Regions from separate parts of the Homo sapiens genome. Here region 2 is linked to region 1. Evidence: chromatin contacts called from ENCODE Hi-C or POLR2A ChIA-PET data. All regions are on one chromosome and are shown on one strand. The core of a region is the stretch at or near the end of the contact, and the rest is flanking DNA. Distances in the headings are between cores, read along the strand shown.

What was found. Hi-C counts contacts between places; a loop is a spot of excess contacts on that map. ChIA-PET counts read pairs that join two places held with the same protein, here RNA polymerase II (POLR2A). Pooled maps may share reads with other maps.
Region 2: a loop to region 1 is called in a pooled map, with 9 times the contacts of the local background. The contact joins the promoter of TOX4 here to the promoter of CCNB1IP1 in region 1. A Hi-C loop is called at or near these places in 1 of 168 maps with a recorded cell type or tissue (ascending aorta), 2 of 37 single-sample maps with no recorded cell type and 13 of 50 pooled maps. POLR2A ChIA-PET finds 5 or more read pairs at or near these places in 1 of 52 experiments (GM10248).

The regions. Positions count from the first base shown.
Region 1 is chr14:20,330,621-20,334,996 of GRCh38, forward strand. CCNB1IP1 (cyclin B1 interacting protein 1) reads right to left here and starts at 2,659. Exons shown (of 7, transcript NM_021178.5): 1 at 2,634-2,659. RefSeq lists an enhancer at 2,429-2,738.
Region 2 is chr14:21,475,575-21,480,273 of GRCh38, forward strand. TOX4 (TOX high mobility group box family member 4) reads left to right here and starts at 1,621. Exons shown (of 9, transcript NM_014828.4): 1 at 1,621-1,710; 2 at 1,922-1,990. The coding sequence starts at 1,705. It overlaps RAB2B (RAB2B, member RAS oncogene family), which reads right to left and starts at 1,385. Exons shown (of 8, transcript NM_032846.4): 1 at 1,253-1,385; 2 at 954-1,025. The coding sequence starts at 1,298. RefSeq lists enhancers at 802-921, 1,502-1,571.

The DNA of each region.
Region 1 (4,376 bases), core at 1,409-3,908:
CCCAGACTGGAGTGCAATGGCGCGATCTCGGCTCACCACAACCTCCACCTCCCGGGTTCAAGCGATTCTCCTGCCTCAGCCTCCCGAGTAGCTGGGATTACAGGCATGCACCAACACGCCCGGCTAATTTTGTATTTTTAGTAGAGACGGGGTTTCTCCATGTTGATCAGGTTGGTCTCGAACTCCCGACCTCAGGTGATCCACCCTCCTCGGCCTCCCAAAGTGTTGGGGTTACAGGCGTGAGCCACCGCGCCCGGCCATATTGTCCTTCAAGCAAAAAAGACACAGGTTTGCTTCCCCCTTCCCCTCATTTCCTACTTAACAATGAAGACTCCAATGTATTATGAAGTCTTATTAACAAAAGCATGCTTCCATTGGAAAGAATGTAATGTTTTCCCAACTCACAAAACTTCCACCTAAAAAACCGGAACTAAGCCTCTTAAGACTAAAACAGCTTTGGAGAAATTCCCAAAGGCTTCCTTTTTTATTTTGCATGTTTACATCCTAAAATACATTTCAGCTTTTCCTAACTTAATACTAAAATATGCCCTCAACACCATGAGTTCAGGGGCATATCCAGCACACATTTTCTAAGTAAACACTGAAAGCATGCCCTTTCTGCCCCTGTGAATACAAAGATGACTTGGTTGTTCTGGGCCACTGCTGTCACTCCTTCCCAGCATTAAACACATGCTCATAACAAGATAAACCATCCCCACTCAAACCAAAGTGGGCAAAGATATATTCACATAAAAGCCATCAAGATGATTTTCCTTTCGGTAGAAAATCCTTTATTGCTCAATCAAGTTTAGAGTATTGATTGGTTTCTAATCACCACCGTGTACAAAATAAATATAAATAGGAAGCACTGCAAAATATCTAGAGTCCTTTTAAACAAGAATATACCAAAACCCAATTGAAATGCCTTTATGCCAACTGACTGATTTACAAGGTTATTCATTTGAGGGGGAAATATCAAGATCATAAACTATCTGAATACCTACTGATAAAAGCTAAATAAATTATAGTAGGTACATAAATTAGAATACTGAGTTACCATTATACCCTGAAAACCTACTGAAAAAATATATTTTTTAAAAAAAATAATTTTTAAAGAATACTATGTTACCATTATGAAGAATGTGAACACTCTACTCATGGAACTTAAGTGGAAAAAGTAAGACACATAGTAGAGTAGGTATAGTAAAAGGGAAGGATACCTACACATATTTGCTTATATGCATAAAATATCTTAGTAACACTGTTATGAGGGAGAGGAATTGGATGGCTTAGGGAAGGGGATAAGAAACTTTGATATCTTTTGAATTTTGAACCATGTGAATGTATTACCTATTCAAAAATATATATATATATGATGTGTATACATATATATATATATATATATATTTTTTTTTTTTTTTTTTTTTTTTTGAGACAGAGTTTCGCTCTTGTTGCCCAGGCTGGAGTGCAATGGCGCGATCTCGGCTCACCGCAACCTCCACCTCCCGGGTTCAAGCGATTCTCCTGCCTCAGCCTCCCGAGTAGCTGGGATTACAGGCATGCGCCGCCATGCCCCAAAAAATAAATTTTAACAATGCTTGAGAATTATAAAAATTATGGGAGGCCTACAAATACCTATTACTACATTCGATTAACTGGTTTATTATTTGTCTTTCTCACACTTTCTGCCTATAAGAATATCCAACACAAACATCACATTAAAATTAACATGTACCAAAAGAAAGGAATTCAGTGAAATGACATTGAAGGTCACTAAGCAAACTTTTTATGAGAAAACAGATATCCAAAATACTTGCTGTAAATAAATAAGTACTGCTTACTTCTAAAGGTACCTAACATTTATTACACACCAACTAGAGCCTAGTTTTTATATATTTTATCTGATCTTGGAAAGCTAAGCCTCGGAATGGCTCACTGCTTCTCCCAAGGTCACCAGAGCTGTAAACTGTGGCGCTGGAATTTAAATCTAGAGGCTTGCCCTGAACTAAGGTCCCTAATCTTTTTCCATAGCTTTTAAGGACACAATCACCACAGTGGCAACATTAAAAATTAGGAGCTCCTTTTAAGGCTTATCTGTCTTCAGAGTTTGCTGCCCAGGTTCACCAAGAAAGCCGAAATGATCTGAGCGAAGGCCAGGAGAAAGACAAGGTACGCTGCAGCTTCCACAAACCCAGTAAGGACCTGGGCCCTCTAGACACTCACCGGAGAATTAAACTCTACTGAGCTGAACGCCTTCTCCCGAAATCTGACCTCACCCAGGGAGATATAAATCAAAACAGCATTAGGATGATAATATCTTTCCCGCCAAGCAAAATGAAGCCGGCGTTTTCCAAGAACACACGCACTGTGCACATGAAGCACAGTCTATTGTTCCTGGGTCACCAGGACTCGGAGACGGAAGGCAAACCCAGTACTGCAGAGGCCCACGTGGAAACAAGCCAGGAAGAGCATTTCACTGCCTTCTCCCAACCTCCACACAGCCGAAATTAATCTCCTTGCGACTCACACACACTCCTATGCCGACTTGAAATAAAGGCCTGCCACCTGGGTATATAACTCAAATGGAAGAGAAATTCAAAACAATTAGAGAGCAAAATTAAGCGCACACTCACCAGCCCACCAAAACGGAGAGGGAAAGAAAGTGGAGAGACAGGAAGTCGCCTTGGGAAGTGTCTTCAGAACCTGATTGGCTAATGAGTTCAAGAGGATTCCCTCCTCCTTTACCTTAAAAGGTGCTGAAATGACGTAACCCACTCCACCCCTCTTTATGGACCAGTGATGCTTCTTGCACTATTTTTGGAGTGAACTTCTTAAACCGAGTTTCCTTTTGAGTTAATGTACTTAGGCAAAAACAGGCTAATTTAAGCTATTTATACACGTTGTTGTTTGCGTGGGCCTACTGCATTCTATTCTAAAGAATTTTCATCCCTTAAGGGTAATTTCTTATCCTTTGTGACCTCAACATGCTTAACTTATGCTAGGCAACAGATTCCATTATAAACAGTCTAGATCGATTCAAGTTAAAATTTACCTTCATTTTTTCCCCCCAGATCCAAAGCTGGCCTGATAAAATTTACCTTCAGGTAATCTTTGAACTAACAGGCTTAGTAGATAAAAGGTAGGTGGGTTAAGTGTTTTAGGCTTCAAATAAAATTTAGCTGATTTTGAATCTGAACCTTGCCACTTATTTGCACACATCTAAGCCTCAGTTCCAACTATAAAAAGAGGGAAAAAAGATGAAATCTTCCTACTCTGATGGTTATGAGGATTAAGTAAAATAATTTATATAATGTACTCAGTACAATGCCCGGTACACAGTACTCAACAATGTTAGCTGTTATTATTGTTATTACATATTTCTTGTTAGATTTATATTCCCAAGTAGACTATAAACAACTGGAGATCAAAGTGTACGTTTTACACATCTCCAGACAAAAACAATGACTTTCAATGCTGAGGACATAATTGATTAATCAATTATTTTGACTCCTCACATCGCCCTCCAGTTAAAGTATAGGTTCTTACTCTGTTAAATTTTTTTTTTTTTTGAAACAGGGTCTCACTTCGTGTCCCAGGCTGGAGTGCAGTGGTGAAATCTCGACTCACTGTAGCCTTGACCTCCCAGGTTCAAGCGATCTCCTGCCTCAGTAAGTAGCTGGGACTACAGGCGTGCACCATCACACCCAGCTAATTTTTGTATTTTTTTGTAGAGATGGGGTTTCGCCATGTTGCCCAAGCTGAAAGATTTCTTTTTAAGCCATAATTAGAGGACTCCCCGGCACAATATTCATCATTATTCTTAATAAATACTATTATAGTAATAGGGAATATATATACAAGTATGTGTTATATGTACAAATATACATGTAATGTGCAAATGTTTGAAGTATAAAGATTCAAGTTATATGGAGAAATGATACAACTCTAACTCATAGTAGTTCTCATTTTTTAATCATTTCATCCTATCCACCCTGCTTCCACCTTACTAGAAATTACCTATTCCAATCCACTTTAGAGTTTACCTGCCCCAAATTTCCCAACATTTAGCATCAAATGCTAATTTGTTATTTCATAATTGATTTATTGTAACTTCTAGAGTCAAAACATTTCTTGAATGTTTACTATAAATATTCAAGAAATGTAATATTCATTACCTTGTTTAATCTTCACATTAACCCAAGAATGTAAGCACTTTCATTATAACTATTTCACCAAAAAAAAAAAAAAAAAAAAGGAAACAGAGTTATAGAGATTAAGGAATTTGTCTATTTAGCAAGTGGTAAAGTCAGGATTCAGATCCCAGTTGCTATGGTTTGACTGTCCCCTTCAAAATTCATGTTGTCACTCTAGTTTCT
Region 2 (4,699 bases), core at 371-2,870, 1.1 Mb after region 1:
ACACGCCACAACGCCCACCTAATTTTTTTAACAATACATTTTACATTTCCAATAATTGCCAGAGGCACAATTAAGCATTGTTGCCTTGTTAAGCATTGTATCATTAGCCCCTATCGCAAAGTGAGAATTCGCTCAATATTCCCTTTAAAATACCTTTTAGTTGATACTGCCAAATCCTTTTCTAACCCCATCAATTATTTGACTCTAAATAAATCCGTTAGGAACAGTGGTAGCTTCAGGTTTCCATACAGGTGGGACTTGGAAGTAGCAATATGGTAAGAATGGGGATGTAGGGGTTTATTTAGAAACTGCATTTGCATGGCAAGAAAGCTAGTTTCATATATGTTGTTTATTTGGACTGGGGTTACGGAGATAACGAAGAGGGGGTAGTTAAAAGCCTCTTCAGGCCATGCCTTATCACAAACGTGTGGGAAAGGTTAATATTTTCCAGGATCGCCAGTGCGTTTGAGGAACTGTTAACACACTCTTTCATTTAAAAGGAAAGTTTTTAGTTTTATTTGCCTATTAATTCTAAGGCAGGGATGACTCCTCAATTTGCTTCTTCACCAATATAAAAAATGTCCATGTATTGGTGTTTACTTTTTAAAAGTAAGGCTGGTATTAATTTACCTCAAAGCACAGATGAGTTCATAAATAAGCAGTTATGCTTTCGTGGGATTTTCCATAAACATACAAATTGTATTTGAAAAAAAATTATATGACGAGTCTATACCTCACACTCTAAAAAGTTACCTTTCAATTATATACTCTCCCTTACACTACTCCCCACATATCAACGTTTCATTGGTCACTTCATTAACATAAGTTTGGACTAGTTTAAAGTAGTGAGGGGTAACTTTTTACTTCGAACACTGAAGGCTGCTAACTTTCCACTTTAGCAATTTAGCTAGTCAGGTTTTATCATCTGTTCTGGAACAAGTAGATGCACTTACCTATTGTGAGGTCGTGGACAGGCTGGAACCGCTTATCTGTAAACTGCAGGAGGAGACATGACTTCCCCACACCTGAAAGAGAAAGCACACTCCCGGAATCACGCAGCCCTGGAACACCTTCCAGAGTATGGACTTCCCGGACCAGAGAAGGGGGGCTCCCGAGCCCCGCCCCCGGCCGCCCCGAACCGCCCCGCCCGTCTCGAATCGCCCAGCCCACAAAGTGAGCCCCGCCCCCGCCACCCAATTTGGGAGCTTCGAATGCCCGCCCGAGCCTTGAAGGCGAACCACCTGAGGGTTACCTGTGTCTCCGATGATGATATACTTGAAGAGATAAGCATAAGTCATGGTGTCGCGTCCTCTGGGTTCCGGGTCCGCCCGACTTCTATAGCCACTTACCTCCGACCTCTCTAGCCACTCAATCTACCGATCTTCTTCTTCTCCCCCTTCCCCCCGCTCCCCCGCCCCTCCGGCTCCTCTAGCCCAGATCACGTCTCTATTGCACTCCCCGGAATCATCCTTAGGTCGGGAGTACCCTACGCCACCTCCAGGGACGCTTCTAGCACTTCTACATGCCCTTATCCCTCCAAACTCCAGGGGGCGATAGCCCAGCGCCTGACTCTCTGCAGCCCCACGGCGCTCCTTCCAATCAGCAGAGAGAACACACGTCCTTGCGGAAGTGACGGCAGTTCCGAGTCCAGTGGGGGCGGTGGGAGCGATGAGGGTCTGAGACGGTGGGAGCGGTTGTGTGAAGATGGAGGTAGGAACCTGATAGCTAAGAAGGCTGGCGAGAGAACGCGGCCGACCGGGTTGAAGCAGGGACGGGAAGCCGGGCGGAGAGGCGACTGACGGGAGAGGAGAGAGAGCGGGGTTTGGGGAGTGTTGTCAGAATGTCAGGGTCAAAAGCCATCGCTCCAAGCTGACTCCCTGCTCCCCCTAACTTATCCCCGCGACTTTCTTTTGGTTTCCAGTTTCCCGGAGGAAATGACAATTACCTGACGATCACAGGGCCTTCGCACCCCTTCCTGTCAGGGGCCGAGGTGAGCCAGAGCTGCCGACGCCGCGGGGGTAGGGCCTGAGGCAGCGGTGGGGTAGGGTAGTGGGGAGGAGAGCACGGACTCCGGGGACGGGGGCTGGGAACCAAGGGCCGCAATTGGTGTTTAGAGAAAAGTGGCGGTTGCTTCTAGAGCCTGTGGGGACTATCTGGGGAAGTCTTGGGAAGTTGCTGTCATCAGAAAGCAAGGTATTGGAAAGAGATAACCTGTTTAAAGAGAAAAGGGATTCTGGATTAGAAGACAGAGTGGAATTGTCTCCTTTCTCTGGGGAGAAATAGCTACAGTAATCTTAGGGGATCGCAGTGGAAAGAAAATGTTTCAGCAGCTGAAGAAATTGGGGTTGAGGGGAGGAGCTTATTGGTTTTCTTTTGTTTTGAGACAGAGTCTCGCTTTATCGCCCAGGTTGAAGTGCAGTGGTGCGATCTCGGCTCACTGCAACCTCTGTCTCCTGGGTTCAAGCGATTCTCCTGCCTCAGCCTCCCGAGTAGCTGGGATTACAGGCGTGCGCCACCACGCTCGGCTAATTTTTGTATATTTAGTAGAGATGGCAGTTTCACCATATTGGCCAGGCTGGTTTCGAACTCCTGACCTCAGGTGATCCACCCACCTCGGCCTCCCGGAGTGCTGGGATTACAGGCCTGAGCCATTGCGCCCGGCCTAAATTTCCTACTTTGATAAAAAATTTGTGGTTACCTTTACCTACATGGTGTCAGCTTGTTTTGCTAATGTCAGGAGGAAAGGAAATAGCTGCTAGAGAATATAAAAGAGTTGAGTAGGACATGTGTTTCAATTTGCCAGTGACTCAGACGTTGGGCACATTACTTCATCTTTGTATGTCACAGTTTCCCCAGCTGTCAAACAGCTGTAATTATAGTTTCTTATGCTGTTTTAAAGTAGAAGTAAAGGTTATGATGAAACCCTGAAGTGTTCGTTAAAAAAGTTTGGTTGAAATATTGTCATAATATAGATATGTATCACTTGTTTGGGAGAGGCAAAAGAGAATGGTGGAACAGACAAAAATTTCTGTCTTTGAGAAACTGAAGTCTTGAACCATCTGCCATTTTTTGAGGACTTTTATATTTATTTTCAAAAGTGGTGTGGACCATTTGCATCAGTTTTTTTTACCAAGAATTGTCAGTGGCTGTTGCATGGGCTTATCCTATAATCCTAACGTTTTCATGGATGAAAATGGGGTTGACAAGGGCCAGTTGCTAGTTTAACTTTTTTTTTCTTTCTTTTTTTTTTTGAGACAGTCTCCCTGTAGCCCAGGCTGGAGTGCAGTAGCACGATCTTGGCTCACTGCAGCCTCCACCTCCTGGGCTCAAGTGATTCTCCTGCCTCAACCTCCCAAGTAGCTGGGAATACAGGTGTGCGCCACCACACCCAGCTAATTTTTTTTTTTTTTTTGAATTTTTGTAGAGACGGGGTTTCACCCTGTTACCCAGGCTCTTTAACTCCTGGCCTCAAGTGATCTGCCCGCCTCAGCCTCCTAAAGTGCTAGGATTACAGGCATGAGCCAATGTGCCCAGTGCCAGTTTAACTTTTTTGTTGCTTTTATTTATTATTCTCATAAGCAGGATAAGTGTGAATCTAGTATGCAGCAAACTTTGAAATGATATAAAACCTAAATCTGGGCCCAGCACAGTAGCTCGTGCCAGTAATCCCAACTGTTTGGGAGGCTGAGGCAGGAGAATTGCATGAGCCCAAGAGTTCTAGACCAGCTTGGGCAACGTGATCAAACTCTGTCTCTATAAAAGATAATAATAATTAATTTTAAAAAAACAGGTGAGGCGGGGTGCGGTGGCTCATGCCTGTAATCCCAGCACTTTGGGAGGCCAAGGAGGGCGGATCACGAGGTCAGGAGTTCGAGACCAGCCTGACCAACATGTGAAACCCCATCTCTACTAAAAATACAAAAATTAGCCGGGTGTGGTGGTGCGCGCCTGTAATCCCAGATACTCAGGAGGCTGAGGCAGGAGAATCGCTTGAACCTGGGAGGCAGAGGTTGCAGTGAGCCGAGATTGCGCCATTGTACTCCAGCCTAGGTGAACGAGTGAGACTCCATCTCAAACAAACAAACAAAAACAGCTAAAATCTGCTTGGTGCTTTGCACTCTTAGTTGCCATTTTCTTCTAAGTGAGATCTTCATTTTTAAATTTCATTATTTGAGTGTTGCAAATCTCACATTGGACTTACCTGCATGAAATTCCCAATTTCTCCTCAATCAGGTCTCCACAGTTTAAATTTTGTTATTTAGAGTGTTATAAATTTTACGTTGGCCTCGTTCATGAGAAAGTGCATTTTAAAATTAAATACAAGTAGCTTTCAAGTTTACCCACTGTTCTTAATTCTCTACCCCATTTATGAAGTTGAACAATCAAGAGGTAGCCACATTTAAAAAAGTGGTTCCTTTTTGCTTTTGCTTTTGTTTTTAATAGAGACAGGATCTCACCATGTTGTCCAGGCTGGTCTCAAATTCCTAGGCTCAAGCGATCCTCCCACCTTGGCCTCCCAAAGTACTAGTATTGTAGGTGTGAGCCACCATGCCAGGACAGAAGTGGTTCCTTTTCACATCAAGAAACTTCCCATGAAGAATCATGGTGTATAGTGAAGAAAAGTAAATTTAAAGTATTAACAAGTAATATTATAATAAAAAAGAAAGAAACTTTCCAGGTTTGAATCTGTCCTTTGTTT